Linked DNA regions of Mus musculus: region 1 is linked to region 2. The links are chromatin loops, found by intact Hi-C in ENCODE. Cell type or tissue: gastrocnemius. All regions are shown on one strand. Each heading gives the region's core, and the rest is flanking DNA. Links, peaks and the distances in the headings are about the cores only.

The links. Peaks named below come from ENCODE experiments on the same cell type or tissue, not always from the same donor. Only the 100,000 strongest peaks of a DNase experiment are listed, where the experiment ranks them.
Region 1: a loop joins it to region 2, with 2.0 times the contacts of the local background. A loop is called at or near these places in 2 of 42 quality-filtered maps.

Annotation. Positions count from the first base shown.
Region 1 is chr4:141,447,264-141,462,961 of GRCm38, forward strand. Zbtb17 (zinc finger and BTB domain containing 17) reads left to right here. Exons shown (of 16, transcript NM_009541.2): 2 at 1-74; 3 at 14,506-14,712; 4 at 15,272-15,460. The coding sequence starts at 14,508. Gm42337 reads right to left here and starts at 1,651. Exons shown (of 4, transcript XM_030253993.1): 1 at 1,594-1,651. The coding sequence starts at 1,651. In gastrocnemius, for the core only: no CTCF peak of the experiment used is centred there; a DNase peak (open chromatin) is centred at 7,970; H3K27ac peaks cover 5,432 bases.
Region 2 is chr4:141,527,037-141,542,734 of GRCm38, forward strand. Spen (spen family transcription repressor) reads right to left here and starts at 11,561. Exons shown (of 16, transcript NM_019763.2): 1 at 11,128-11,561. The coding sequence starts at 11,210. It overlaps Gm4123 (predicted gene 4123), which reads left to right and starts at 8,513. Exons shown (of 2, transcript NR_166589.1): 1 at 8,513-8,995; 2 at 9,161-10,381. In gastrocnemius, for the core only: a CTCF peak has its summit at 8,344 (motif pointing right); DNase peaks (open chromatin) are centred at 8,105, 8,395, 9,452, 9,964 and 2 more places; H3K4me3 peaks cover 4,291 bases; H3K27ac peaks cover 4,236 bases.

The sequences.
Region 1 (15,698 bases), core at 3,794-11,793, 80 kb before region 2:
GGCGGGGAGCCGAGCTGGAGATCCTACAGGCACACTGTCTGAGAAGAGAGACCCTGGCCTTTTGGAGATCTGAGGTATGTGTGTCTGTGACTCTGAAGGATGGAAGCTTGCTCCAGATCGCTATGCACACTCAGCATGGTTCAGATCATCTGGTCAGGACGTTTTTAAGTCAGGTGTGGGGGTACACACCTTTGGTCCTAGCATTTGGGGATTCAGAGGCAGACGAATCTCTGAGTTCAAGGACAGCTTGGTCTACAAAGCCAGTCCAGGGCAGCCAGGGCTGGTTATATGGCTACATTGAGAAAGCCTGTCTTGAAAAACCAAAACAACTGCCCCCACCCAAAAAAAAAAAAAAAACCCAAGAAAAATCCTGGTAGTAGTTTCATTGTGAAATTGTTGATTAAAAAGCTTGCTTTGTTTTTTTTAAATAGAGTCTAAATGGTACTTACTCTGTCACCCAGGCTAACTTTGAGTTCAGGGTGATCCTCCTGCCTCTGCTTCCTAAGTTCAGGATTATGGCTTGATTCACTTATTTATTTTTCCCAGCAAAAACTAAAGTGAATTCCTGGGCATGGTTCCCCCCCCCCTTTTCTTTTTTTTCTTTGCGCCAGTGTCTCAGGATAGCCCTGGCTATCCTGGATGCTGTTATGTAGTCCTGGCTGGCTTCATCCTTCACAGAGGTCTGTTCATGCTTCTCAGGTGCTGGAATTAAAGGTGTGTGTCACCACACCCAGCTTTTATCTTATTTTAAGTAGGTGAAATCTAAAATTTTCTTACAGGGCAGAGGTGTGGCTCACTGGTAGTGCTAGCCTTTTGAAGTCCCTGGGTTCAAGTCTCCAGAGCGGCCAATGAGGAGAATGTCCTAAGAATACGGTGGCTAACATAAAGAGCTATTTTTTTTTTCTGCCCCTTAACTGCTGAGCAGACCACTGTCCCATAAGCTGCATCTGGAACAGCATTTATGTATGTATGTATGTATGTATGTATGTATGTATGTATGTATTAATTATATGTAAGTACACTGTAGCTGTGTTCAGACATCCCAGAAGAGGGCATCAGATCTCATTATGGATGGTTATGAGCCACCATGTGGTTGCTGGGATTTGAACTCAGGGCCTCTGGAAGAGTAGTCAGTGCTCTTAACCACTGAGCTATCTCTCCAGCCCCTAGAACAGTCTTTCTTTGGCCACGTTTTTTGCTTAAGTGCAGGCATCCATCCTAACGGCCCAAGCTGGCTCCTCATGGTCCTGCCATTGTATATGAACTTCATTTCTCACAAAGGGAGGGCGAGCAGGGAACCCGTGTTCACCTGTAAGCTTTTGATGTTGTACTAATCTGGCACTGGATGAGAAACTGGTCCCAGAGTCACAGCGTCCAGAGCATGGGGCCCGGCCATACCTGCAGGAAAGTCCAGTAGGGGGCTGAGTGGCCTGGGTGTGTTCCCAGGCCACGGTGCATGGGGTAGATTTGTGGTGGTTGGGCTGGAGTGGCCAGGCTTGTCTACTGCTGAGGTGTGCTCTGTACCCAGCATGTATCAGACACCGCCTGGTGTCCGGCACTTAGTGTGACTGGGTTTCAAAAGCAGGCACTTACAGTCATGGGCAGTGGGAGAGGGGGCCTGCCTGATGTCAGAGAGCTGGGCTGAGGCCATGAAAGTTTAGACTGAATTAATGCTAATGTTCTTGCTGATAGGGAGAGAAAGATGGACAGTGAGAACTCTGGTGTGTGGCTCTGTCTAGGGGGCCATTTATGTCATGGTCAGGACACAGTTTCCCCATCTGTAAGTAGGGCTAAGAACCTCCTGTCCTGGGGATGCTTAGAGACCTGTATGGGATCTACAGGGTGTGCTGTGGCTGCTTAGCAGGTGTGTCTCTTTGCTGTCTCCTGCAGCAAGGTGCAGGGCGACTCAGCCAGGATTCAAGGAGGAAAGCCCAGACAGCAGCAAGGCCGGGTGCTGTCCCTCCCCTAGGCAGACCTAGCTGAGCGGCACCTGGAAGGTCGGGGCTGTGCTGCGCCTCTGTTTTTCCCAGGAGTCCCAGCTTTCTGATCAGTTTGTAGTCTTTGGACCTTGGAGAACATGCCATACCCTGAAAAGTCTGTTGCTCGTCTATCAAGGAGAGGGTCTTGGCCTACTTCCTTCCATCTGGAAGGCTGTCTTAAACTCCCTTAGCTGGGTGGAGTCCCTCTGCTTTCCTGGGACTTGGGGGCAGAGGCAGGCCGGCATCTTGTGAGTTTGAGGCCAGCCTGGTTTCCATAGCAGAGGGAGGAAGCAGAGGATGAGGACGGAGGGTTGAGGGATGCTCCTCATGTCTGCACAGTCCTGAGTCCTGAGGCTCAGCCGCAAGAAGCGAGCCGAGGCAGGTGCAGGCCAGGAGGCAGGCAGGCGCCTCACTGTCACCACACACCTGAAGGATCTGCCGTGGAGTTGATGCCACCACCCACGTCTCATCCATTTACAGTCACCCTCCTGTCCATCCCACCCAGCTCAGAGGCCGGAGCTTGAAGAGGGCAGCGCACCTCCAACTGAGCCGGCTGAGGGCCTCAGAGACTCTGGAGTTCGCTGACTCAGTGAGCTGCCTGCCCTTCATGCTGCAGAACTCTCTGTTTTAGTTCTGGGGGCTGCAGCACTGGGGGTAGAACTACATGGCCAATTTTATACATTTTAATACCCAGGATAATATTGTTTTCTTCATATCAGGTGGGTTTTTTTGTTTTGTTTTGTTTTTTGTTTTTCGAGACAGGGTTTCTCTGTGTAGCCCATGGCTGTCCTGGAACTCACTCTGTAGACCAGGCTGGCCTCGAACTCAGAAATCCACCTGCCTCTGCCTCCCGAGTGCTGGGATTAAAGGTGTGCGCCACCATGCCCGGCAAATCAGGTGTTTTGTTTGTATGTGTTTTTTGTTTGTTTGTTTGTTTGTTTGTTTGTTTTTTGAGATAGGGTTTCTCTGTGTAGCCCTGGCTGTCCTGGAACTCACTCTGTAGGCCAGGCTGCCTTGAACTCAGAAATCCGCCTGCCTCTGCCTCCCGAGTGCTGGGATTAAAGGCTGTATGTTTGTTTTTAAGTCAGGGTAGCTTAGTAGCCCAGGTTTGCCTCAGACTCTATGTAGCTCAGGCTGGCCTCAAAGGCGTGATCCTGCTTCTGGCTTCCTAGTGCTAGGTGTGCCCACCTTGTTGCTGATGTCGCTACACTGTCTTGTGGCGGTGGGCAGTGCCCCTACTTCCTCCACCTCCCAGTTGCTCTCGCCTCTTTAATGGTACACTTTCTGATTTGCAGTGTCCTGATTCTTTGTGCAGCAAGAGCCACACTTACTTACCCTGGAGGGTTATTCTCCTTCCCGCCTTTCTGAAACATCTGTTTACATCTTATGTCCACTGTTCTATTTGCTTGTCTTTTTAAAGGGTTTCTAAACTTCACTGTTATGTGGTGTGTGTGTGTGTGTGTGTGTGTGTGTGTGTGTGTGTGTGTGTGTGTGTAAAGAATGTGTGTGATATTTAGAGGACACCGTTATGTAGCAGGTTTTCTCCTTTGACCTTCCCATGACCTCCCTTTGACCAGTCTGAAGACAGCACTCAGGCCCCCACCCCCCCCACCCCCCCCACCCCCGGTTTGGTTTCTTGATGTTTTGTGGACACTAGCCCACCCTCTTCCCAGCTGAGCAGGTGCTCTCCCCACCACAGAGCCTGTCTGGGGATATTGTGTTGTTTATCTTGGACACTCACCCTTTGCTATTTAGACATGGAAGTGCACTCATGATTATTGGCCTTTTTTTTCATTGGGATGCATGCCCTCCACTTCCATGATAAAAAGAAATTCTTTGTTTCTTTAGATTTTTAAATTTTACATATGGGTGTTTTGCCAGCATGTATATCTGTACCACATGCATGCCTGGTGGAGGTCAAAGAGGGCATCAGATCTCTGGGACTGGTGTTACAGGTGGTTGTGGACTACTATATGGGTGCTGGGAATCAAACTTAGGTCCTCTGCAAAGAGATTCTATCCACTGAGCCATCCCTCCAACTGGAAAAGAAATTCCCCGTTTTCATGTAATTCATCAGTCTTCTCTTTGGTGCCAGCACTTTCTGCTTAGTTAAAAGAACTTCGTAATGGCTGTGGTGCCTCTGTATCTCAGCCTGAGCACTGGGAGGCTGAGGAGAGCTCTTCCAGACCCACCTGTGGTGTTTAATGAGACCTTATCCAGATGAGGGTGGGGCTATCTCACTTCCTCTTTATTAGGTTTAAAGCTGTTTCTCCTCTGCTGAGTTTGTGTCCATAGAATTGAACATCCCACTTCACTTCTTTTAGTATATTTATAGTACCTCCCTCTTCCCTCCCCACTTTCCCTCCCCTCCCCTCCCCTTCCTTTCCCTCTCTCTCTCTTTCTCTTTTAGGAAGAGTTTCTCAGTGTAGCCCTGGCTGGCCTGGAACTAGAATTTCAAGAGTCTGCCTGCCTCTGCCTCCCAAGTGCTGGGATCAAAGGTGCCACCACTGCCCAGCTCAGTTGTCTTTCTTGCCTCTGCCTCACAAATACAGTGGTTACAGGTGTGTGCCCTCATTCCTGGCTGGCTTTGTTTCTTGTTTTTTATTTTATTTTGTGTGTATGGGTATTTCCCCTGCATGTATGACTGGGTACCATGTGTGTTTAGTGCCTGTAGAGATCAGAGGGCATTGGATTGAAGTTATAAGTGGTTATAAGCTGCCATGTCCCTGCTGGTGATTGTACCTGGGCTCTGAAAGCCCCAAGCTGCCTCTCCAGGCCTGGTTTTTTGTTGTTTGTTTGGGTATCTCTAAGACAGGGTTTCTCTGCATAGCCCTGGCTGGTCTAGAACTCACGCTGTAGAGCAGGCCGGTGTCCAGGTATCTGCCTGCCTCCCGGGTACTGGGATTAAAGGTCCCACCACTCTGGCTTCTGGATTTTGTTTTCTGAGGCAGGATTTTGCTGCAGAGACCAGACTGTCCTTGAACTCCTTGTCCTCCTGCCTCAGCGCCAAGCCCTGGCATTACACGTGTACATCACCATGACCTGGAACTGTTGGCAGCCCTAAGACAATATAAAGTTAAAACAGTCGCTGAGTGCTGGCGACTGTTTCACACTGTCCTCACTCAGGCTTCTGCCCTACTTCATGTGCTGGTCGGAGTCACACTCATGAGTGGACTCGGTCCTTTAACATTTATTAAATCTTAACCACCCTAGAAGGGACCTTGGCACTCAATCTTATGTAGAACAAAAGCCCAGGAAAAGTCTGCACTTGAAGAAGGCGTGTCACACTGAGGGCCACCAGGTGTTACTCTGCTCTTTTTTCTTTGGAGATGAGGTTGCGAGGTCTGACCTGGCCTTGAGTTCCTGACTGTCCAGCCTTCCCTACCACGTGCTGAGAGTGCAGTGTGCGGGACACATGTGTCAGCACATGTTAGTTATATGTAATGATTTCATTCCTCACCTCATACATGTGCACACTGTGTCTCATCATGTCCCCTCCCTCTTTCCCTCCCCTTCTTCCTAGCACCTAGTCCTCTGCTTTTATACCCCTCCCCCCATTTCATACCTGCTCCTTCCCTCTCCCCCCTCCTCTTTAACCCAGTGAGTGTAATTAAGGTTGCTTACAGGAACACGGGTGAGGAGTTATTTACAGGGACCATTAGTGTCTTATGACCCTCAGAGGGCTGGCACCTCACAAGCCCCTCCTCTCTCCATCGCAGGATGTTGATGGGTCCGGTGGTCACAGCTTTGTGAGCACAGGAGTGCCAGGGCCGTGTCATGATCCATAGCCCTCACCCTCCTCAGGCTCTTACATCCCTTCTGTCCTCCCCTCCCACGAAGGGTGATGCAGGTACCCAGCTGTGGCTGACTTTCCTCACGTGCACACATTAGGAGTCGCTCCAAAGAACCTTCTCTGACGGCGGCAGCGGTCTCTGGGCAGTAGCATAGGTATTTGGAAGGGAATTTAGTGCCATGTCTAATCCACGTAGTAAAGTGGCGGCAGCGGCTTCCCTCTGACCTCTCCAGCCCCAAGCTTCTGACCAGGATTCCAGCACCAAGCGTGAGTTCCCTCCTGGGAAGCATCTCAGCCACTCAGGAAGCTTTTGGTTACCCATAATAGACTCGCACTGGTACGGCAGTGGGCCCTTCTTGCTGCTCAGTGAGGAGTGTGTTCCTTAGGGACGTTCCAGAGCTGAGCACGGCCAGCCAGGGCTGACTGCTCTCCCCAGGAGTCTCCCAGGAGTCCCCAGGAGCACCTTCTGACTCCACGAGGGTGGGCTAGCCAGCAGGGAGGAGGCTTCTGTCTCAGTCCAGCTTGGCTTCTCCTGTCCTGCAGCCAGAGCATGTGTGATCTTCATCAATAGCATCATGCCATCAAGCTTGGCTGGGCCGTCACAGCAGTAGCACTCGCTCGTGTGTGTGTGTGTGTGTGTGTGTGTGTGTGTGTGTGTGTGTGTGTGTGTGTGTGTGATGGAATACCATTCAGCTCTAAAGGAAAATGAGATCATAGACTACAGGTGACAGTTGGTGTCCTTTCTCTGTGGGATGGCCATGCTGTGTCTTTTCTCAGTGAAGCCTCTTTGCTTGTGCAAGTCATGTGATTTTTAGAAAGGGGGTGGTGGCATCCCATTAAATCTCAAGCACTGAGGCCTCATGTTGTATCTGGTAGAAGAGGTGAGCCCCTGGGTAGTGGGCTCCTCCCTGGTCTCCGGCCGTCACTGCTCCAGCGTGGCTTTATGTATTTTAGTATCATAATGCTAGAGCCCAAGAGCAGCTGTATGAAGTAGAAGCCTTCATTGTTATCCCTGGTTTACAGAAAAGAATGGAGTTTAGAGATGTGTATGCTGCTGCCCAAGGACCAGCTCTGTTTAATTACAAGCCTTGAGCTGCAGCTAAGCCCAGGAGCTGTGGCTCCAGCAATGGCAGGCTCTTCACAATATCAGGGCTTCATCTGTACCTGATGCTGAGGGTCCATTACTCTGGGGACATCTTCTTTAGGGATTTCTGCTCCCAGAATCTAACGGAGTATCGCATCCTTTGTGATTTGAGACAGGGTTTCTCTGTGTAGCCTTGGCTGTCCTGGAACTCACTTTGTAGACCAGGATGGCCTCGAACTCAGAAATCTGCCTGCCTCTGCCTCTCAAGTACTTTTTTTTTTTTTTTTTTCTATTGAGAAATTTTTAGTCACCAGGTCTTACAGAAAGTAGGAAATGTTTTTTGTTGTAATTTTGACACAGAGCCTCCCAGGATAGCTCAGGCTGGCCTTGAACTAACGTCACTGCTCTGCCCTGTGCCTTCTGGTGCTCAGGTTTTACAGGTGTCTTCTACACCAGCCTTGTGGTACCAACCCCTGGTGAGTGTCGGGACACACCCTTAATACCTTAAAGGTTTTGTGATAGAAAAGGTCTCTGACTGCGGAAATACCCAGACTAGTCCACCCCCTTCTTCTGTAACTTCCTCTGTTTTCCTCTTTAAGTGGTAAGACAGCAAGGTTTTGGGCAAGTGTCCCCGTGAGCTCCTTTTGAGAGGAGGGCCTTCACTGTTTTTTCTTCTTCTCTGGAGCCCTGCAGGATGTGGGTGTCTCTCAGAGCATGATTCAGTCACACTGTGACTCAGCAGCGAAGTGCTCAGGACCGTGCTGAACAAGGCAGGGGCCTCGAGCCCCTCAAGGGAGAGGTGCTTCCCTGTTCTGAGGTGGTCTGTGGAGGGCCGGAGACTAAGCTCTTCCAGTGTCAGCAGGGGGCTGTTAACAGTTTTTCAGGTTCCAGCCATTCTGTTGAAAACTTTGTCATGTCAGCTTTATTTATTTATAAGGCAGGGCCTCTGACAGCCCAGGCTTGCCTCAGACTCTGTAGTGAGGATTTTGGGAATGACCTGACACTGGGGTTTGTACAGTGCTGGGGATTGAACCCAGAGCTTTGCACATGCTACAGAAGCACTCTGCCAGCCGACCGAGGCAGCTGCAGCCATCAGTTGGCAGGCTCTGGTCTGCTGGCTGTTCGTGGCCTGTGGAGGATAAGCCGTGCCCCAACTTGGCTGGCACAGCCCAGTCTGTCCCTGCACGTTCGCTTCCTGACACTCTTCCCTCGTTCTTTTCTTTTTTAAAAAATACATTTATATGTTTGTGTGCGTGTGTGTGTGCGTGTGTGTGTGTGTGTGTGTGTGCGTATGTATGTATGTGTGTCCGTGTGTGTGCTATAATGTACATGTAGGGTTCAGAGAATAATTGGCTGGGGTTGGTTCGGTCGGGCCATGTGTACTGTGGGGGGTGAAACTCAGGTCACCAGGCTGACAGAAGCGCCCTTAGCCCCTAGCCATATGCTGGCCTGCTTCTTGTTTTATCCACTGTCCCCTCCTTTAGTACTTGCAGTTGCCTGACAAGGTTGTGATTTTCCATGGGCTCTTGTTTCTCCTCTCCTCAGGGAATATGCCCCCATGCCAGCTTCTCATGACAGAACTTGTGTGCCCTCCTCTGCTTCCCCCAACCGCTTCTCCCCTTCACAGCCCACTGCTGCGGCAACAGCTAATTACGTCAGCTCCTACATAAGCTGCTGTTTGTTTTCTCAAGACAGTCTCTCTGTGTAGCCCTGACTGTTCCTGTAGACCTGTCTGTAGACTAGGCTGGCCTCTCTTAACTGGAGCATGGCTGCCAGCTTGCAGACCACCAAATCTATGGTCCTCTCTGCAGTGGCTGCTGGCTTTCTTGCTCCCTGACTTGTCCTTCAGCTGCTGCCTGGCCCTTTCAGAGTATTGCCAGTCAGTTTTCAGTTCTCCCAAGGCTTTTAAAGAAAAGTGTCTTTAGAAGAATCTTGGGTGTACCTTAATGGGTAAAATGGTTACCATGCACGAAACTTTGAAAGAAAGGGCATTGCCATCTGCCCATGGCGCCATACTGGTTCCTGGGTCTTGGGTTTGCAGTGGTGCAGCTTCCTCTTGCACCTTCTTCCAGGTCTTTGTTTAAATTCTCCCTCCTCAGAGAGGTCCTCCTCATTCCTCTGACTGGCAGATAGTTCTACCCGACTCTGCACAGCATTGATACCGCCTTACATGTGGCATCATTGCTGGTTAATCTCCGTCCTCGAGCGGAGGCTCAAAGCTACAGTGCTTCCCTCAGGTGAGCGCAGAGAGGAGCATGAAGCCACCTGCTCTTTGTTCTCCGTGCCCAGGCTGCTTTATGAGCTGCGGGGTCACCAGTTGATAGCTACAGGCGCCCGTTAGGGAGCTGGGCTGCCCTACTGATCTTTGCCCATCCAAGTTCACAGATTGTTTCTCAAATACTTATCTTGCTCTTAGTTGTGTTCTGCATTGCTGTAACAGAGTACCTTGGGCTGGGCAGATTAAACAGGCGTAGTTCTTGTAGTTCTAGAGGTTGGGACAAACAGTATGAGGATGCTGGTCTCTGCTTGTCAGATGGGAAGACTAGGAGGCCAAGATCATCCTTGGCTCCATCACAAGTTCAAAGCCAGCCTGAACTCATGTGACTTGTGTCTCAAGAAATGAAAGTGAACAAAAGGCCAGCGCCTGCTCTGCTCTCTCTTGATGGCTGTGAGGACGAGTGAGACCCCCCAGTAGACAGCCTGCCCTGGTGGCACCCAGCTGCTGTCCCAGCAGTGGGAGGTGCAGGAGGAGGGCTGTGAGGTCAGGGTTAGTCTGTGTTGCACAGTGAGTCTGAGCCGCTATTTTTTTTTTAAAAAGATTTATTTATTTATTGTAAGTACATTGTAGCTGTCTTCAGACACTCCAGAAGAGGGAGTCAGATCTCGTTAAGGATGGTTGTAAGCCACCATGTGGTTGCTGGGATTTGAACTCTGGACCTTCGGAAGAGCAGTCGGGTGCTCTTACCCACTGAGCCATCTCACCAGCCCGCTATTTTTTTTTTTAAAGATGATTTATTTATTTATTTCATGTATGTGAGTGCACTGTCACTATCTCAGACACATCGGAAGAGGGCATCAGATCCCATTACAGATGGTTGTGAGCCACCATGTGGTTGCTGGGAATTGAACTCAGGACCTCTTGAAGAACAGTCAATGCTCTCAACCGCCGAGCCATCTCTCCAGTCCCTGAGCCGCTATTTTATGTATATGAGTACACTGTAGCTGTACTGATAGTTGTGAGCCATCTTGTGGTTGCTGGGAATTGAATTCAGGACCTCTGCTTGCTCGGGCCCAAAGATCTATTTATTATTCTATGTAAGTACACTGTAGCTGTCTTCAGACACACCAGAAGAGGGCGTCAGATCTCATTACCATGTGGTTGCTGGGATTTGAACTCAGGACCTTTGGAAGAACAGTCAGTGCTCTTAACCACTGAGCCATCTCTCCAGCCCGGAATTTGCTTTTTTTTGTTTTTTGTTTTTTTGTTTTTTCGAGACAGGGTTTCTCTGTATATCCCTGGCTGTCCTGGAACTCAGTTTGTAGATAGACCAGGCTGGCCTCGAACTCAGAAATCCGCCTGCCTCTGCCTCCCGAGTGCTGGGATTAAAGGCGTGTGCCACCACGCCAGGCCGGAATTTGCTTTTTATAATTACAGAAAACACTACGGATTCAGGACTGGTAAACTTCATTCGGTCAGGGTAGCACTGTCAGTAGAGGGTGATGTGTTGGGAGGTGGAGTTCCAAGCCGGCCTGGAAGTTTCTATAAAGCTCCGTGTGCTTAGACGAGGAGACTGGGGTCCGGCACTTAGAGCCCTGGGTTTGATCCTAGCACTGTCTCCCCTCATTCACTGAAGAAGGGTTATCTTTCTAGATGGATTGTGTGTGTGTGTGTGTGTGTGTGTGTGTGTGTGTGTGTGTACACATACATCTGTATATCGAGAAAACCTGCTAAAAATGGGAGAAACTGTCTCAATACAAGGTGAGCATTTGCTGGACACTGTGGAGCACTGTGGTAGCAGGCGGATTGCTGATAGTTATTCTCTGCCAGGTTATACATGCAGAGACAGGTTGGTAGTGGGGCTGGGTGCATAGCTTTCAACCTCCCAAGGAGGCCTTTGTGAACTTCTGCTTCCTTGGTCTGAGTGTACTTATATCTGTTGAGCCACTTGTCCTTCTGGATGATCAGGAAAGGTGAGCTGCACATGGTAGTGACCTCTCTGTGTGGAAGCTGGAACTGGCCAGTCTGTGGGGAGCCAGCGAGGCTCAGTGTGTGACTGAGGGAGATTGCTTTCTGTCCAGGGGTGTGGCGCCACCCCTCACGCTAGACCGGGCCTGCCAGTGACTTGGATCAGGTTTCAGGGTTTGACAGGCAGGCCGTGTGACTTTGGGAGGGAGCTCTGTATCCCCTAACCTGGTGCTTCAGCCAGACAGTTGGCCTCATGGACCAGTGTGGCCTCAGGTTTTAACCGTGCAGTCAGTCTGTGTAAAGTGCCTGTCAGCAGAGACCGTTTACCCCTCCTCAATCGGTGCTCTGTTTAGCATGCTCTCCCTTTGTCTCACCACTGCTGGAATTGTGTTACAGGCATTTTCCAGATTGTGTTTAAAAGGGGTGATGGGTTATGATTGGTGGGTCTAGTCACCCAGAGTGCTCAAGTAAACAGATGTAGGGACCATGCGATACAGGGACTAAAAAAGAGTAACTTAGAATGTCTCTCTGCTTCCTGCTAACAGATGGCTGCTGGGCACTAAGGGCGGACCCCCCACCCCCATTTGAGTTTGTGTAATTAACCTTGTAAAGAATTTGAGCCCCTGCTCCGCTGGGGACACTCTGGCCCCTTGGCAGCCAGGAGGAGAGCCTGGATTCAGGTCTGGAGAAATTCTCTCTACTCTTTGCATCTCTGAGGCAGCAACATGAAAGCTGGTGCCCAGAGTGGCTGTGGCTGTGGCTGTGGCTGTGGCTGTGTGCTTAGTGTGCAGGTGAGCAGGGTGTGGTGTTCTGGCTCTGTGAGCAGTCAGGCTGCACAACTCAATAAATACTACTTCTTCATTGTTGCAGGAACTTGTTGAGTTGAGCAGAGTGGATCTGAGCTCCAGAATATGAACTGAGGAGTGCGCTCATATCTCCAGCCTCCAGGGGCCACGGCTTGTGTCCCTTTGTCAGGCTAATAGCCCCACTGTAGCTCACTCCCCTGCCCCAGGACCTTAGGGAACTGAGCCACTGACCTTGTGTGGTTGGTACTTGGGCTTTCCTTTTTGTTTGTTTTATTTAAAAACTGTGAACTTGCTGGGTGTAATGGTAAATACCTTTAACCTAGCACTTGGGAGGCAAAGGCAGGCAGGCAGGCAGGCAGGCAGATCTCTGAGCTCTAAGCTAGTCCCGGTTATACAGTGAGACCCTGTCTCAAAAAACAAACAAACAAATAAACAAACAAAAAACCCCAAAACCAACTTCAGATGCGCCACTGATGGAGTCCCATGGGGCCCGGGGAGCAGCAGCCACACAGGATCTCACAGGATCTCATGGGGTTCTCAGAAGTGGATTATTCTGGCGATTCACTTACTGAGTCAGGTGCTCTGCTACACAGTGAGGGCTGTAGAACACAAGGAAACAATGATGACAGGGTCATGGTGGGCCTGGCACTATGTGAGCACCCTGGACAAAGGAAGGAGGCCAGGGCTCCACCAAGACCGCTGGTTTCCACCAAGACCACCTGGTTCCACGTCTGCACTCGTCAGTCACTCAGGATCTAGCAAACGAAACGTGGCATGTCAGCTCCCCGTCTGCACTCAGGTGGCTCACTGGCTGTGGAGATGGGGACTAGGACTCCAGACTAACCGCAACTTCCCAACCTCAGAAGACTAGGAGCACTCTGGCATGGGGTGTCCACACCTGCTTTGTGCCTGGGTGTGTGCACCCTTCATCTCCTGGGCACCCCAGAAAGGCACTTACCCCCAGGCCTGGGCGTGTGTCTTAGTATCTTACACTCTGAGCAGCAACTCTTGAGATTCTCCCTGTCATCCCTTCAGGTCACCAGTGAAATGGCGCTCTTTCTGGATTGAGGACTTAGAGCAGTGGTTCACAACCACTCATGGCCTAGTGACTCTTACACAGGGGTCGCCTAAGACAATTAGAAAACAGATATTTGCATTAGGAGACATAACCCAAGAAGATTATAGTTATGAAGACGTAGTGATGAACATGATGTTATAGTGGGGTTAGCACGACACGAGCTGTATCACAGAGCTGCAGCATCAGGAAGGTGGTGAACCCTTTTAGCTTAGCGAAGGTGCCCAATGGCTTTGCTGTGGGTGTCCTGTGCCTCTCTTGCTTCAGGCTGCCTTCTAGCTATGGACGTTGGTATTGCTAGGTCCAAAAGCAGTGTCCCTGCTTGGGCCAGGGAGAACATGGCCAGGTCTTCAGTTTGAACTTGCAGTTGGCCTGATACCACTGCCACACTCCCCGTTAGATACTTCCTCTTAGACCAGCACGTACATATTTTCTTGTTTGAGACAGTGACTCTGGCTGGCTCGGAACTCCTCATCCTCCTGCATCAGCGTCCTCTTCCTGAGATTGCAGGCACACACTCAGAAGTTTCCAGAATCCACAGGGCAGTAACTGTGCCTGTGCAGGTGTGAGGGGCATGGCCTGTGTTGGCTCTCCTCAGATGGCCATTGCTGCTCCAGGCTGTAGGCCAGTGACAGCCTGGGATGGTGGCATCAGGAGCAGCCAGTGCACAGTGCCCCAAAGTCACTCACCTGCTCAGGGGCAGCCTGGTTCTGGAGTGACAGGCTGTTATTGCTCTATGCACTTTAGCCTCACACAGTGCCAGGTTTTATTTTGAAATTTTCCGAAACAAGTTTTTTTCTATCAAGAGAAACCCATTTGTTTCCCTAGAAGATTGCTGATCTTGGGAAGATTCTGCAGTGGGCCGATTGAGTATTTATCTCTGTATAGTTCATAATTGAGGACCAGCCCAGGCCCAGCTCTGAAGCCTTGGGAAGGCTGTGGGATTTCCTAGCATTAAGGGAGGAGCTCTTGGATCAGGACTCCCCGCTCTGATGTCTCTGGAGGCAGCAGATTGGCCTACCTTATGTAGTGCCCGAGGGTGGGAGGAGCTGAGCCAGGGTGGGGTGGGAAAGGCGGGGAAGGAGAGAGACAGAGTAAGATCCCCACCCTAAAGAAGCCAGCCACTGAGTGCACCGGGAACTTCCCAGAGCCTGTGGGAGAGGAGAGAGAGCGCCACAGCTGCCGATGGGAGAGCCGCCTGCACTCAAAGCCTTTTATTCTAAGAGTGTGTGTGCTCTTGGGTAACCGTGGTCAACTGGATTGTGAGACCGCATAATCGCTTTGCTTCATTTGTTCGCGGTTTTGACCCCGTGGCTCATTACCTAGTGTGTATTCTGCTGTGGGGCTATCTTGATACTTTCTGCTGGGGGGAACTTGCTTTGTCGAGTAAGCTTTGGGAATGACTGGGCTGCCTTGGCTTGCAGTAAGTGTCTGGAGTCATCTGCCCTTTTTCGGTAGAAAAGCCTCTCCCGTGTTTAATTCTCTGTCTCCTCTGTGAGTCTTACCTGGGCTTGCTAGGCAGTTGGCAGTGAGTTGGGCTGGCATCCTCTCGGTGCTGACGGAAGGCTCTGGCTTTCTGCAGCCATGGATTTCCCCCAGCACAGCCAGCGTGTCTTGGAGCAGCTGAACCAGCAGCGGCAACTGGGCCTCCTCTGTGACTGCACCTTTGTGGTGGACGGCGTTGACTTCAAGGCTCACAAGGCGGTGCTGGCAGCTTGCAGCGAGTACTTCAAGATGCTCTTTGTGGACCAGAAGGACGTGGTGCACCTAGACATCAGTAATGCGGCAGGTACCATGCTGGGGCCTCATCACGCATGGCCCTTCTAGGGCAATGCCAGCAGGCCACGTCCCACCTGGGCCTGAGCTCTGACCTTGTAGATACCAAGGCGGGAGAGGGACAGATTGACAGTATGCTTAGGGCATGGAGAGAGGAGGACCAGCCTTGTTAGCAGGGACAGATCGAGGCAGGCAGGCCCTAGACCTTCCTGGGTCCTCTCTGTGGCCACATCAGTCCTGGAGCTGACAGCTAGGCTGTGTAAAGAATGAGGAGTTAGCTGGGACACAGGCTTGAGATGGGGCTGGAATTGAGGAAGGATGGACCAGTCCTACCATCTGTTTTTGAGATAGTCAAGACACGGTACTCTCCCATTTTATAGATGTGCAAACAGACACACAGAGGTCAGATGACTGAGAGTTTGGTAGAGCAGGTGATGAGGCCTTGAAGACCACATTGTCAGAAGGGAGGGATGTCCAGTCCCCTTGTGTATCTTTTTAGAAGCTGTCCCCAGCCCAGCAGACAGGTGGTGAGGCTTTTGAAGTGGGTGTGACAGCCATCCTGTCCTCGACAGGCCTGGGGCAGGTGCTGGAGTTCATGTACACTGCTAAGCTGAGCCTTAGCCCTGAGAACGTGGACGATGTTCTGGCCGTGGCCAGCTTCCTCCAGATGCAGGATATTGTCACGGCCTGCCACACGCTCAAGTCCCTCGCTGAGCCGAGCAGCACCACTGGGGAGAGCGCAGACGCCTCAGCTGTGGAAGGTGAGGTCACTGGCCGGCCACTCCTGAAGAGTGGCTTCTGGAGCTCCTGCCTGCCTCTGGGTCTCCTCACTGGGCCTCAGGTTCCCCATTTACCTTGCCCTTGCCTTCATTGCTGGGGGTGGGGTGGGGCGGCGCTGCTAAGGCGTGGCTAGCACTTCTGGAAAGGGTCCCCATGCCTACCCCTTTCTACCTCTGGGCAGCAGAGGGCAGGAGCCACACCTCGGCCACACCTGAGCCT
Region 2 (15,698 bases), core at 4,343-12,342:
TTTAATCCCAGCACTTGGGAGGCAGAGGCAGGTGAATTTCTGAGAAACAAAAACCCAAACAAACAAAACCCACAAAGTAGCCAAAGTCCATCTACCCGACACTCAAAAGGTGTGTGCAGGAAGGTCAACCAAGCCACGGGTGGTCTAGGCTACAAGATAACCTATTTCAGATCAAATAGGGGTGGGAAGGACCCTCTTGTCTGCCAAAAGAAGAGTTTGTTTCTTTGTTTCTTTGTTTTTTGACTGCTGCTGCTTAATTTTTTTTTGAGACAAGCTCTTCCAAGTAGCCTGGCTGGCTTCAAACAGTGACCCTCGTACTACCGCAGCCTCCTGAGTGCTTGGAGTGCCAATGAGAACCCACCAATCCCTGCAAGGCTTTACTTTACAAACAAGTCTCTGAGGCCGGAGAGAAGGCTCAATGGCTCAGAGCACTTGGCACTCTTGCAGAAAACCAGGTTTTGGTTCCCGGAACTCACAAGGTGGCCCACAATCACCTGTAACTCCAGTTCCAGGGAACCTGATGCCCTCTTCTGATTCTGACCCCCACAGGCACCAGGTACACACATGATACACATACATACATGCAGGCAAAACACTCATACACATAAAATACAAAAAATTTTAAAACACACTGGATATGGAGGGGAGGGGAGGGAAGGGGAGGGGAGTCAGGCAAGCAGGCACAGGCAGGCAAGCACAAGATTCTACATTATCTCACTATATGTCAACTGACACACTTTCTGAAACTGGACACACTTGAAAGGCATTTTCTACTTTAAGTATACCTGACTACGGTAGTAATTTGTTATGATAATGGCCAACTGTTGTTTCATGGTGATGTTAAAAAAATCTAATGTACAATTAATGTATATATGAAATTGATTTATAAAATTTAATTACTACAGGCTGGAGAGATGGCTCAGTGTTTAAGAGCACTGGCTGCTCTTCCAGATGTCCTAAGTTCAATTCCCACCCAGAAACCACATGGTGGATCACAACCATCTGCATTGGGATCAGATGCCCTCTTTTGGTGTGTCTGAAGATAGCAACAATGTATTCATAGATATAAAATAAATAATTCTCAGCCGGCCCCGCCTTTAATCCCAGCACTTGGGAGGCAGAGGCAGGCAGATCTCTGAGTTCAAAGCTAGCCTGGTCTACAGAGTGAGTTCCAGAACAGCCAGGGCTATACAGAGAAACCCTGTCTCGAAAAACAAACAAAAACCAAATAATTCTTTTTAAAAAATTAATTACTAAAGATGATTAAAAACTTAAAAATCAGTCAGACAGTGGTGGAACCCATCCTTTTAGTACCCACACTATGAGGCAGAGGAATCTCTGAATATGAAGCCAGCCTGATCTACAGAGGGAGTTCAGGACAGCCAGGGCTACACAGAGAAACCCCTGACTTGAGAAACAACAACAACAAAACTCCTCAAAATCCCTAAATCCAGCAAAACTGTCCTGTTTCTTGGGTTTGGGTTGGTGAGACAGATCAGCCTATAGCCCTGGTGTCCCTGAAGTCACTATGGAGACCAAGATGACCTTTAATTGCAGCAATCTTCCTTCCTCTCTCTGCCTATGGGTGTTGGAATTACAAGTGTGAGCCAACAACTGGGGCCCTGGTCTCACTATGGAAAAAGCGCCTATCCTGAGCTAGTCCTGCCTCTGGAGTGACAGGAATGGAGAGGAAAGAGTAGGATTCACAACTATTTGTTAATGTATATTCTCTCTCTGCCAAAGCAAAGAAAACCCACTGAGTTGTAGTACATGCAACCTTGGGGAAAGTAGCAAAGTTGATCATAATGCAAAATCCCTGCATCTACAGTAAAAGTGACAAGCTGCCCCACCCCCCCTAAGAAGAAGAGAAGTAAAGGAAAAGACAAACAAAACAACCCACAGGAGATGGACAAGGTCGGAACCAGAGCGCAGCGATGGAGCGCGTGCTTGGATAGGAAGCTCTGGGCTTAATCGCCAACATGGGAGGGAAAAATTGTTGGTGGGGCTAGAGAGCTAGCTCAGCAGGAGGAGCAGCTGCTCAGTTCCCAGCACCCACCGCAGAGACTGGCGACTCAGGCCTGAACTCCAGCTCCCATGGACCTGACTGTGCCCTCTTCTGGCCTCTCCAGGCACCTGTACTACAGAGTCATGATCCGTTCTCAAGGCGTTAGAGCTTTTGAACGGGTGTTTGAAAACAAGCAAGAATTAGTTGTTCTGGTGTAATTATAATGCTAACAGTGCTGTGGTATCTTTGAATAGTCTTACATTCTGGAAGGAGGACTGGAATGCTAATAGATAAAATGAGACATCTGAGATCTGCTTCAGAACAACAGTTAGAGCTGCAGAGAGAGGGGACTTCTTGGTTAGGAGCAAAACACTGGTTGGGCACGGTAGCCCATGCCTTAACTCCTAGCATTTGGGAGGGGGCGGCAGCTGGGGGGGGGGGTGATTTCTGAGGGAGAACAGGTGGGTTCCAGGTCAGCCAAAGCTGCATGGTGTAGCCCTGACTCAAAAGCAAAATCAAAACAAGAATCGAATCGATTGTTCTTGCAAAGAGGACGGGTAGTTCAAGTTCCAGCACCCAACCGTAAGGATCTGACGACCCTCGTGACTTTGGCACACACAGGAATAATGACAGTGACGGCGATGGTGGTGATGATAGATCAACAACCCACCACTGTGAGGCGGAGGCCAGGGACCAGGCCAACACCATGGGAAAAGCAGCTCCAACCCGGGCCTGACAGCTTCCACCTCCAGTCCCAGCGGCACACAGGCAGGCTGAGACCGAAAAATTGTTCCAGCCCGGCGTGGTGGCACACGCCTTTAGTCCCAGCGCTCGGGAGGTAGGGGCAGGTGGATTTCTGAGTTTGAGGCCAGCCTGGTCTACAAAGTGAGTTCCAGGACAGCCAGAGCTACATAGAGAAACCCTGTCTCGAAAAAGAAACAAACAAACAGAAAAGAAAAGAAAAAAGGAAGAAAGGAAAGGAAAAGAAAAGAAAGAGAAAAAGAAAAAGAAAAAGAAAAAGAAAAAAAGAAAAATTGTTCCAAATAAAGAATGTGTCCAGGGCTGGAGAGATGGCTCAGTGGTTAAGGGCACTGACTGCTCTTCCAGAGGTCTTGAGTTCGATTCCCAGAAACCATATAGGTGGCTCACAACCATCTGTAATGGGATCTGATGCCCTCTTCTGGTGTGTCTGAAGACAACTACAGTATGCTTATATATAAAAAATAAATCTAAGAAAAGAAGAGGAGAGGAGAGGAGAAAAAAGAAAAAAGAAAAAAGAAAAAAGAAAAGAAAGTGTCCATTGGAACACAGCGGTTAAGAGCATCTGCTGCTTTCCCGAGGACCTGGGTTTGTTCCCAGCACCCACCTGTAACCCCAGTTCCAGGGATCCAATGACCTCTTGGGGCCTCTGTGGGCACCAGCATGCCTACAGTGCATATACATACATGCCGGCCAAACTCCTGCAGAAAGTAAAGCAGACACATCTTCTTACGTCTCTCATTGGGTTCGTGCCTTTAATCCCAGCATTCGAGGCAGAGGCAAGTGGATCTCTATGAGTTCTAGGCAGGCTTGGTCTATACAGCTTGGTCTTCCCTGTCTCTGAGGGAAAAGTGGGGGGAGGGTGTTAAAGGGAAGAAAAAAAAGAGTCCATGTTCAACTGCACAGTGAATTCTAAGCCACCAGTGGCTACAGGAAGAGACCCCACCGACTGAAAAGACAAAGGTGGCGGAGGGAGAACAGACTCGGGCTATGCCAGGGTCTCTCTGAAGCTCAGAGCTAAATTTCAGGAAACCGTTTTCCCAGGTCCACATTAAAGGCTGCTGCTTGCCCTATTCAGTGTAAGGCTTCTTCCCCATATCAAATCCTAACCCCTGTTCTCAGCATGATGTAAGAAGGTTGGTAAATGAGTTATGTGACTAGCAGGAGAAAAAAAACACACACACACACACCACAGACTGACAAGACCCCGAGGCTGAGAGTGAAATGGCAGTGAGTCTGTTGTTTATGCCCCCGAGGCAACGTCTCTGAAAGAGGAGGAAAGGACAAACCAGCAAGGCCACTCCCAATGCCACCTTCCTTTCTTAGCCAGCCTCACCATGTTGGATTCAAAAACCTTGCTAAGAGCCACCAGGGCCACGTCCTCACAAGTGGCAGGAGTGGGCGGCAGAGCGCCCGGGAGCTGAGTTACAAAGGGTAGTAACTCCAGAGCAGAGCTGTGCGTGTAAGGGCAGGAGTCGGCTCTCTCAGGGGTCTAGAAGTTGTAAACGCAGAAAGGGAGACGCTAAAACCTCATCATCCGTCCCTCGAGGCGGATCAGTGCGTAAAGGGGCTTGCTGTGGGAGCTTGGAGATTTGCGTTTGATCAACCTGGATCAACCCCCAAAAACTGTCCTCTGACCTACATACTACATACTACACACACACACACACACACACACACACACACACTCCACTCAGGCCTGTACTCAGACATACCATACACCTACAAAATAATGATAGCAATACTATTTTTTTGTTTGTTTGTTTGTTTTGTTTTTTCAAGACAGGGTTTCTCTGTATGGCCCTGGCTGTCCTGGAACTCACTCTGTAGACCAGACTGGCCTCGAACTCAGAAATCCGCCTGCCTCTGCCTCCCAAGTGCTGGGACTAAAGGCGTGCGCCACCACTGCCTGGCTGTAATAGTAATAATTAATAATAGAGTAAAAATTCTGATTAACTGAACAGGTCAACTCAGTGTAAACTCATACGGTTACAGGAGCAGTGACTCAGTGAGAGAAGGTGCTTGCTACATGACCTAAGTTCAATTCCCACGGTAAGAGGAAAGAAGCCGTAAGCCATCCTGATCCTGACCGCTGCACATCTGCTGTGAGTTCATATGAGCACATACAAATGTAAATGAAGACACAGCAGCATGTTCATGATTAAACATGCATGTACAAATGACATACATCTCAGCTCTGAAGAAAAAAAAAGTCACAGTTCTGAGCACTTAAAATCTTGATTTCGGGGGCTGGAGAGATGGCTCAGCAGTTAACAGTGCATAGCATTCTAAAGACCTGAGTTCAAATCCCAGCTACCCAGGGCAGGAAGCTCACAACCAGGCATGTAACTCCAGAGAGCCGCCACCGGCGCCTTCACTCACAAGCACAAACCCACACGGAGACACACACAGTAAGTAATTGGGAATAAATCTGTAAGCTTTTGGTTTCTACATAACTACATCAATAGCAAACAGGGCTCCTCCTGGGACTGAGATACGGAAATCTGTGGATGAGAAACCTAAGGAGCAGCAGCTAGCCACCACCCAAAGGCAGGCCTCCTCCCAGTCTACCCAGAGCTCCATCCAATTCATCCTCCTGCCTCAGCCTCCCAAGGAAGGCTACCACACTGGCAGGGCACATAGCGAGAGTTGTCACCCAGGGCTAAGGCTGCCAAATGGCGACTGATAAAGAGAGTGCCAGGACAATTCCAGGGAATCTCCCACAAAACACCTGTCAGACACCAAGGGGGAGACTACACCACCAACAACAACCTAGCTAGGCAAACTTTGTTCTCTTTGTTTTGAGACAGGGTCTCTTTGCATAGACCTGGAACTATATAGAGTTTCTAGAACTCACTCTGAATGCTCTAGCTCCCTGAAATATGGAAATCCACAAGCTGGAAAACTGTAATCCAGGCTGGGGAAAGGGTCCCCATTCAAAAGCAGCCTGGTTCCACACAGCGAGACTCTCAAAAGCAAGCACGGTTTGCTATGCTTAAACATGAGTTTTCTATACTTAAAATCATAAATAATAAAATCCAAATAAGCAAGTCTGAGAGGCAGCTCCGATTTAATAGACCACTTCCCTACCATGCATGAAGCCCTAGGTTTGATGCCCACCACATAAACTCAGCCTGATAGATAGGTCATGTGATGATCCCAGCTCTCTGAAGGTAGATGCTTAAAGATCAAGAATTCTAGCAAATTTGAGGGTGACTAAGATTAGGGAGGACCTGTCTCAAAAATAAAAGGCAACCCCGAATGGTGGCTTGACCCCAGCATTTGTGAGGGAGAGGCAAGAGGGAAATCCAACCCCTCTACCATCAAGGCCAGCCTGGTCTATGTGTCAAGTACCAGGGACAACCTAGGGTACATGAAAGAGACCCTGTCTCAAAAAAAGTTCACTGTACTTAAGTCAGGATTTTAGTCATTCTACTGTAAATTAGACACACACCCTCCATTTAAAAAAAAAATGTTTTTTAAGGCAGAGTCTCCCTATGCAGCAGCTCTGACTGGCCTGGAGCTCACAGAGACCTGCTTGCCTCGGCAGGTATCTGGGACGAAAGTAAAGCCACACCCAGCCCTGACGCTCTCAATCTGTAACTTAGTGGACAGGGACACATGGGGGAGAGCAATCCGAAATATTCAAAGCTTATTTCCACACCCTGAAACCCGCCTATGTGTCACTCAAAAACTTAAGTAAATCCCAAGCTGGGGGGGAAGAGATGGCTCAGCCCCGGCTGCTCTTCCAGACAGAACACTGGAGTTCAGTTCCCAGCAGCCACACATGCACGGCGGCTCACAACCATCCCCAACTCCAGTCCCAGGGGATCTTCACCCTCTTCTGCCCTCCATGTGCACCTGAGAGATCTGTGGTGCAGATGACACCCCTGCACACACAGAAGAGTACAATAAAATAAAAATCATCCCAGAGCTAAAGCTAGTAGTTCAACTTCTGTTACCATACAAGTTTTGTAGACCATTCTAAACCCTGGGATGGCTGACTACAGCTCAGCCCAGTGCTAATTCCCTGGGTGCTGGAGGAGCTCGCTCGCCATAAAGACGGGGAGTAGAAATGATAGGAAGGAAATACATAATCTCCAGCTGGACATTCGGTGTCCTCGTGAAATGCTTTAAATACTTTGACAAAGTAATGGAAAGTAAAGGGTCAGGCCCGTAGCTCCAGAACCTCGCCGGCCGGCAGCGAAACCAACCTGGGCTATAGTACGCATCGACCCGTGACTACTGCGGTAGCCTGGTGTGCGACTCAAAAATCAAAATTACAAAAATTAAAACTAAGAGAAAGTGAGAGGTGGAAGCAACCCAGAAAAGCAGAAAAGCTTGCTGCCTTCGTGTCTGTCTGTCTTTCTCTCTTTGGTTTTTTTGAAACAGGGTCTCAATGTATATAACCTTGACTATCCTGGGACTTGGCTCTGTGGACCAGGCTGGCCTTGAACTCAAGAGTCCACCTGCCTCAGCCTCTCCAAGGACTGGGCTACCGCACACCATGGCACCACTATCTTTATAGCATTCTACATAAAAATTCCAAAGCTTCAATGTTAACGGGGCTAAAAATATCTTCATAAACCCAGCCTGAAGCCTCTTCCTAAGCATACTAAACAGGAGAAGCCCGAGCAACCCGGAGGCTGAAACAAAGGTGGCCGGGAAGGTCCCTTCTCCAAGACAGACGGAGACGCTCCTTGAAAGGACCCCTGTGTCTTCCCACAGTCTGCCACAGTTAGTTTTCCCAGAAATTAAATACATTTTAAGCACTCTATATTAATTTTAACGCTATTCCAAAATAACTGAATTTTCCTGAAATTTTAAAATATGCAAAAAAGAAGTCCATCATTAAATATTCAGAATCACAATATTCAAACCTAGAGGTAACTTCATAGAATTCATCTGGACTCAAGTAAAGGAAGGACATGGCACCGATGGCCTCCGAACATCCTCAGTGAGCTCCCGCAAGGATGAAGGAGCTGTCGTATTATCTGATTTTTGTGACCAAAAAGATAGCTGGGTATACATAATGGCTCTTAACTAGAAAACCACCCTGCTAAAACAAACCTTTATTTCCCCAAAGAAACCTTGTCTCAATAAAGAAGATTTTTAACCAGTTTCATTCTTTTGACAATGTTTTAAAAAGGCTTCCCCTGGGCAGTTACTACATAATATTTATCCTATCTGCAAAGTACCACTGATGGGCAGTCAAGGAAAATGCACTGCGTGATGTACTTAACCCTGAAAGGAAGGTAGAGAGAAGGGTTAGTCTTTGAGGGATTCTACCCGTTTGGTAACTCGAATTCCAGGCGCCCTGGCACACACCTCGCTCTACCAGACAGCAACCAATTGTTGTGTGGTGCCCCCTCCAGCCCCTTAGCTCCACTACCACACAAAAGAAAGAAAGGACTTTCTCCATTGTGGCCCTGTAATGGATCTTTGTTAACTAAATCCCTATTCAGAAACAGTCTTTTAATTTTCTTAATTCAGCATATGGAAAGCTGTAAAGAAAATGAACACAGTAGACTTATTATATGCAAGAAGGTACAGCCAATTTTTAAAAATACTCCATGTTCTTGGGCTGCCTTTCTTCGGCACTAGGGGGCATGGGGGGGTGGATCAGCACCCTTCCTCCATCTGCCGTGCTGTGAAAGCACTGGTCAGAACCCGAGCAAGGGAGAGAGCCAGCCGGGAGGGAGGGAGGGAGGCAGGGAGGGAGGGAGGGAGGGAGGGAGGGAGGCCTTTATCTCTGCCTCCACAGCTGTCTGATTTAGCCTCCACGGTTTTTTGTTGTTGTTGTCCTTTTAATCCAAATACCTACTGCAAAAGCCTAACCACTGTTAAAAGAACATTCGTCTTTGAAGCATTTTATGTAATGTATTCCCAGTGTACACCTCTTAATCCTGTAGAACAGTTATTAGTTAATGTTGTAATCAGCTAGGGAAAAGGGTAGGAAAAGGCACTCTGGTTCGGTTTAACATAGGCATCTCGGAGTTCTTCTGTTTCTGAGGTCTACAGGGCAGAGTCTGAACGCCATTAAGTTTCCTTGTCATCTTAGTGCCTTTCCATCCCTTTCGTTTAAATGATTCAAATTCTCTTTTTCCTTCCTGGCGGCGATCACAACAAAACACATTCCACTATATGGAGAAAGAGATCTATACTTAGCTCCACAACTGAACCGGCAAGAACATTTTTGTAGGCATAAAGATAAGCAACAAACCAGAAACAGTGAGTACCTGTTTGGGGGGGGGGGTGAGAACTGGGAATTCCTGGGTCAAGGGTGAAGGGGAGATTACTTTCTGTTACCTTCTCATGCTCTGCTCCCATTAAAGGTGTACTAACCAAATAAAATCCATTCGTCTCAAAGTGAGAACTGTCGCTTTTACGATACAGGAGTTTTGGGGACACACATCTGCAGAGGCTTCAAATAATCTTTTTACCAAGAGCATCTGATAAAGCGCTGCTGTAAACGCGGGGTCAGCAGTGTGCCGGTGAGCCTTCGTCTAGCGCCGCGTTCCTCGGGCTCTCCGGGCAGCCCTCCTGCGAGCCTCCTCCCGCCCTCCCTGCCGTGCATTCGGAGCGGCTCCGCAGATTCCCACATAAAGTGGGTCCTGGCCGCCATCTTAGAGAGTCATTCACACCAGCCGGACCGCGGCACCACGCTTCCAAGCCTCCCAGGACTGCGCCCAACCTCCTCCCTCGCTGCTCTCCCTCTCCCTCGGCTTGCACAGGGGGTCAAACTCCAGGTCTGAGGCAAGCCGTGCCTCTGAAATCTGCATGATGTAAAATGTCAAGTCTGACCACCCAACACAGGAGCAGAGCGAATGAGGCGATGCACGTGTTTGCACGTCGGGTGCGTATCAATTTCCCATGCAGAGACCCATGGAAGAGCCACTGGGCGATTTAAAGGAGGTACAGCGCAGAGGGGTTTCCACTCCAGAACCTAAGAAAGCGGAGTGCTATCTTCTCCACGCTGAGGACCTGCTACTAGAGGGCAGAGACCCGAGCCGAGGGGTGGAGCAGCACGGGCAGAGAAAGTTCCCATCTGCTGGCGCTCCAGCTGCTGCAGTCCCCTTTCATCCCCGGGCACCCCGGCCAACACTCCATCTCCGGACCTCCCCCTCTCCCGTGTCTCAGACACAACGTAGTAAACACCCGGAGTCCCAGGCAGCGCGCACCTCCCCCAGGCCTGCGGAGGACATCCCGGCAGGTTATGAATGGCCTCACTATACCCAGCTCCTTTTCACACGCGGGCACGCGCACACGCGCGCCCCGGAGGCGAAGATTTAATACCCCCGGTCAGAGCAACGGCCAACAGAATCAATGGCCCTCCATCAGAGAGAGAGAAAGGAAGGCGCTCACGCTTCCCAGGCCTCACCAAAGAGGTTCTAGACCGGGCGACACAACCCATTTTCCCAGGTTGACTCTAATGTGAGGACGTTCCTTCTCCTAATTATATTCCCTGCACCGACTGGATAGTGGGAATTCAGAGTACGCCCAACTTGGAACCTTCCAGGGTATTGGATATCAGGAGAAGTGAATTTCCACAGGCGATCGCAGATTTGCTACGTTCTTTCTCAATGTGCGGAAAGTATGAATAAATTCTCATTGTAAGTGGGGTTGCATGCTGAGGCCTCTACCAGTTACCCGGACACGCGTTTCTGGGAGCAAATAAGCGCTAAATGCTACCAACGGGTATGAAAAGCAGCATTTACTTCTTTTCCTTCCACAAGCAAAAAGTATTTAGAGAAACCGAAAAGTCATACCTAATCGCTAAAATTTTGCACTTTTTGGCTACTTCACTAACGAATTCGAGGTGAAGGGTCTATTGTAAAAAAAAAAAAAACAACAAACAAACAAAAACAAAAAAAAAAAACGCTCGGTCACCAGCGCGGCGCGGGAATGCATCCGCAGCGCCAAGCTTGGCGTTCGCGCTCCCTTCCCCGCGAGCTCCGGGACACGGGCAGCCCATTTAGCCGCCGCCGAGCGCCAGGCAGCCCGCTCCGCCCAGCCGCGCAGAGAGCTGAAGCATCCGCCGCTGCACGAATCTCCGGAGAGCGGCCACTGCTCCGGGTGCCTGCCACCTCCCGGTGCCGCACGATGCCAAGCGCGGCTGCGGCGTCCGCACAGCCCGGGCTCTGCGGGCGCTCGGGGCCCCGGCCAGTCGCGCTGGACTGCGAGGCGGCGCGCAAAAAGGCGATCCCGCAGCCCCCCAGCGCTCCCGCTCCTTCGGTGGCCGCACAGCAGCCGCCCGCCCAGAGCGCCGGAGCCAGCCGCGCGTCGCCGCTCTGCCGGTGGCCAGCAACGGGCCGGAGAGGCGCCCGAGGTGCCAGCGCGGCTCCGGGCCTCGTGTCACTCACCGTTTGAAATGCTCGATGATCTTCTCTTCCCGCACGTTCTCCGGTAAGTTTCCCACCCAGAGGTGCCTGGTTTCCCGGACCATGCTGGGCGGTGTGCCGGCGACCGCGGTGGCTGGCTCCCCCTCGCCGGCTTCGTACGCGGCCGTCAGCGCAGGGAGGCGGGCGCCGGGGCGGCGGCGGCGGCGGCTGCGGCGGTGGCGTCGGCAGCGGCGGCGGCTCCTCCGGCTCCCCCCGGTGCAGAGACCATCCCTCTCCCCCAGGTTCTGACTCTCGGGCCTCGCAGCTCCGCTCTGCCGCCACCAAACACCCGAAGCCGACCCTCGCGCTCCGGCGGCGCATGCGCGCGGGCGGCGGCGGGCGGGGGAGCGGGAGGAGGGGCGAGCGAGACCCGGGCGGCCGCGACTACGACGGAGCCGGCGCTGTGGCTGCCGGACGCTTCCCACCGGCGCGCGCGGCCCGCCTCCCGCCGCCTGGCCACCGCCCCCTGGCCGCGGGCGCGCGCGCGTCCTCCCGCCCCGACGCGGAGGGCCTCCCAGCCGGCGCGCAGGCGCGCGGAGCTCGGAAGGGGGAGGAATGCGGAGCCGGGAAGCGGCGCCCGCGCAGTCAGCTTAGTGCGCAGGCGCGCCGGAGGCCGGGAGGCCGGCCGCCGGAGGCGTCGGGGTGGGGGAGGATGGGGCCGCTTCTGCCTGCGGTCAGGCGTTGCTCTGGGGAAACACAAGAGAACCCGGTTAGTTTCCACGCCAAGAGGTTTCTAGAGGCCAAAGTCCCTATGCCTGTCTGCCCTACGGCCCGCCCCTGACCATTTCCGGACGCCTAGATTCCCCGCCTGCTTGGGAAAGTGGTCGGGACCAGGCCACCCTTTTCACCGCCCAGACAAGGGACCAGCGCTGCAGAGAAACCCATCCCTCCCAAGAATCATTGGCTTGTAACATTAAGCAACTTTTTATATAGGAGCTTGCGAAACCTTCTGCAAGATGTCTTTGCTCATGATTACAGTACACACAAGAATTAAAGCTGAAAGGATACAGACATTCCATACTGTTTCCCCTCGGAAGGTTTGGAATAGTTGGTTTTTTAAACAGAGAGTATTAGACCTCCGGCCCTTCCAGACTTTTGAAACTGGCAGTTGACCTTTCATGTAAGGCCGGCTTTCAGAAAGATAAAACCGCAAAAGGCCACTGTGGAGTAACAGAAAAAAAAAATCTTAACTCATTAAAACCGTCAGCAACTCATACTTTAATTTTTCATACACAAAAATAAAATGGTGCTTCGGGTACAGCCTACACTTTTTGTTTCGTTGTGCCCTTAGGGTCTACAAAGTGTGCAGTACACACAAATTAGGGTTCTACCTAAGGACCTCGCCCGCGTCCAACAAGGTGTGTTAATATATCACTAGGCTACATTCCCAGTTCTTGGTAGTGTTTTCTTTGTTTGGCTTAATTTGAAAGGGTCTTCCAGAGCCACTGTTTATATTTTTGAGAAAGGGTCTTATATAGCTCAGGCTAGTCTCACACTTCTAGTTTTGTGCCCACCTCTCAGGACTGAGACTGTAGACCTCGGCTACCATATAACTTCACCAACCGAACAGGCAGTATTTTGAATTGGAAAAAAATCATAAATAATAGCAATAATATTTGGGGTCACATAATTGTTTCTTTTGTTCCATAAAAAGTACTAGGGTTTATTTTTTATTATTTGTTCATTTTAGTCTGCCATATAGCCTAAGTTTATATGTATATAATATATCTTGATATATATATGTGTGTGTGTGTGTCTGTATATATGTATATATATATATATATATATCTTGATATATATGTGTGTGTGTGTCTGTATATATGTATATATATATATACATATATATCTTGAGATATGTGTGTGTGTGTGTGTGTGTGTGTGTGTGTGTGTAGTTGAAGCTGGAGTTAGGGATGGTTATGAGCATCATGTGCTAGCAACCAAACCTAGATCCCCTGCAAGAGGCATAGTGTCCTCAAGCATTGAGACACCCTCCCACCCTCTTCTTCATTTTGAGACTGGGTCTCACTATGTAGCCCAGGCAGTCTTCTTGCCTCGTCTCCTTAAAACTAGATTTTTAAACAATAATTTATTTCATGTGCATTGGCATTTTGCCTGAATGTGTCTGTATGAGGGTGTCAGATCCCTTGGAACCAGAGGTATAGACACTTGTGAACTGCCATTTAGATGCTGGGAACTGAACTCAGGACCTCTGGAAGAGCAGACAGTGCTATTAATTCCTGAGCATGAGCCATCTCTCCAACCCTAAAACTATATATTTATATTTTTATTATTTTTTTTTTTTTACAAAATATCCTCCTAGATTAGCCAGAGGGTTTGTTAATAGTAGTACTGTTGCCAGTCCTGGTGGCAAGGTCCTTAATCCTAACACTTAGGGGACAGAGGCAGGACTATCTCTGTGAGCTCTAGAACAGTCATAGCTATATAGAGACAACCCTGTCTTTAAAAAAAAAAAAAAAATCTGTCCATCAGAAAACTCAGCAGGTAAAGGTGGCTTGCCACCAAACCCCAAACCTTACACACGGTAGGAGGAGAGAAGCCCCCACAGGAATGCAGTGACACCCACCCACCCTGGGAAATGATCGGGAAGCAACAAAACACGGAGATGAGTGGGCTGAGGAATCCCTGCCTTGGGGCTTTCTGCTTTCTATTGCTAGTGCAAATGCTGTGGATAACAAGGCAAGGGACAAGCAAGGATTTTTGCATAGCCCCAAATCGAGAGTTTCTTTTTCTCAGTGCTTTGCATTTTTTGCTGGCAACACATCAGGAAACACTGGTGAAGTTGTTTTCCCGTTTCCATCTGTGTTACAAAATACTTAAGGGGGATTTCTTCATGAACCTGTATCGTTGTAAGTTTCCATAGAAGGGAAGAACAAAACAAAGAAGAGCTGACAGAAAGATAATCTAATCTTCTGATTTTTAAAAAAGAAGCTTAGGTCAGGGATAGAAAGATGACTCAGCACCAAAGAGTGATTTACTGTTCTTTCAGAAATCTAAGATGGATTCCAGCACTAGTGTATGGCTCACAGTCAACCACCTGTAAGTCTAACTCTTCAGGTATCCCAGGCCTCTGGCATCTAAGAGCATCTGCATTCTCCTGCACAAACACAAAGAGGAAAAGCACACACACACACACACACACACACACACACACACACACACACACACAATTAGAAATAAAAACAGAGATGAGCATGGTGGTGCACACTTTTAATATCAGCACTCAGGAGGCAGAGGCAGGTGAATCTCTGTAAATTCAAGTAGGTTCCATTGACAGCTGGGGCTACATAGAAAGAGCCTGTCTCACACACACACACACACACACACACACACAATTTTTTTTTAAATTACAACATAAAAATAAAACTTTAAAAAATGCTTAGTAATGGCTAGGTATGGTTGTACACACCATTAATCACAGCACTTGGGAGGCAGGGGCCAGCGGGTCTCTGTGAGTTGGAATCCAGTCTACATATTGAGTTCTACAACAGCCAAGGTAAAATAGTAAAACCCTGTCTCAAAATAATATTAATAACAACAACAATGACAACAGTAATTGATACTCATGGCAAAAGGGTAACCAGAAGGCTTCTAGGCCCTAACTCCATGATAGAGCACTTATCTATGATGCACCGCCCATCCCCATCCCTGCAAATCACATTAATGTAGGTTGCGTTTTAACTGTGAAAATGGATCAAGTGCATCTCATTTGAATATTAAAGAGAACTCCAGGAAGGTGACAGTAAAACTGAGCCATTTGCAGAGGCGAATTAAAATAGATTTGCTTTTAATCAACTCCTATTTTCACACTGTGAAGAGCTGCTGTATTTAGCATGCTAGACATGCTCACAGAGTTCAGTCATGCGGAATGGCGGCTGAGATGGGGAAAGCTGCTGAGCGCCAGGCTCAGGCTTTGAGCAGTAACCTCGTCTCTGGAGTGGGTAATTAATATACCTATTTAGGCAGGAGGACAGAGTAGTCACCAGATACTTCACGACAAATTGATACAAAAAGAAATAGTTACAAATACTGGGAGACAGGTACTTAAAATATATGCATTTCGTCTAAAAGCCACCATATAAAAATATGTAAACAAGCTCTAAAATGACCCAGCCCAAAGCACATGAGAACTGGACAATAGCAATTTCAGACAAGCCTGTTCTAATCAGAGTCTTTGTTTTTCCAAAAAATGAAACAAAATAAAATGCTCAAAAGTATTTGACTACTTGATGTATCTGAGAGTCTAATGGTAAGAGAGAGAGAGAGAGAGAGAGAGAGCAATCTAATACCAAACTAGCACACAGTGTGAGGAAATTATCTTCATAGATTATCAGAACCCCCAAGTTGAATATTGTCTACCTAGACCTAGAGACTCTAACAAGAACTAATACTTCATAGTCTAATGTTCTAAGAGAGTTAAATAATGTATTCTCTGTTGGTTTTAGTTTTCCAGAAAAACAGAATAACTTAATAATTTCTTAGAGGATTGATTCCTAACTTTCTAGCCTTTTTCATCTGAGAGCAGTTGTTGGGAA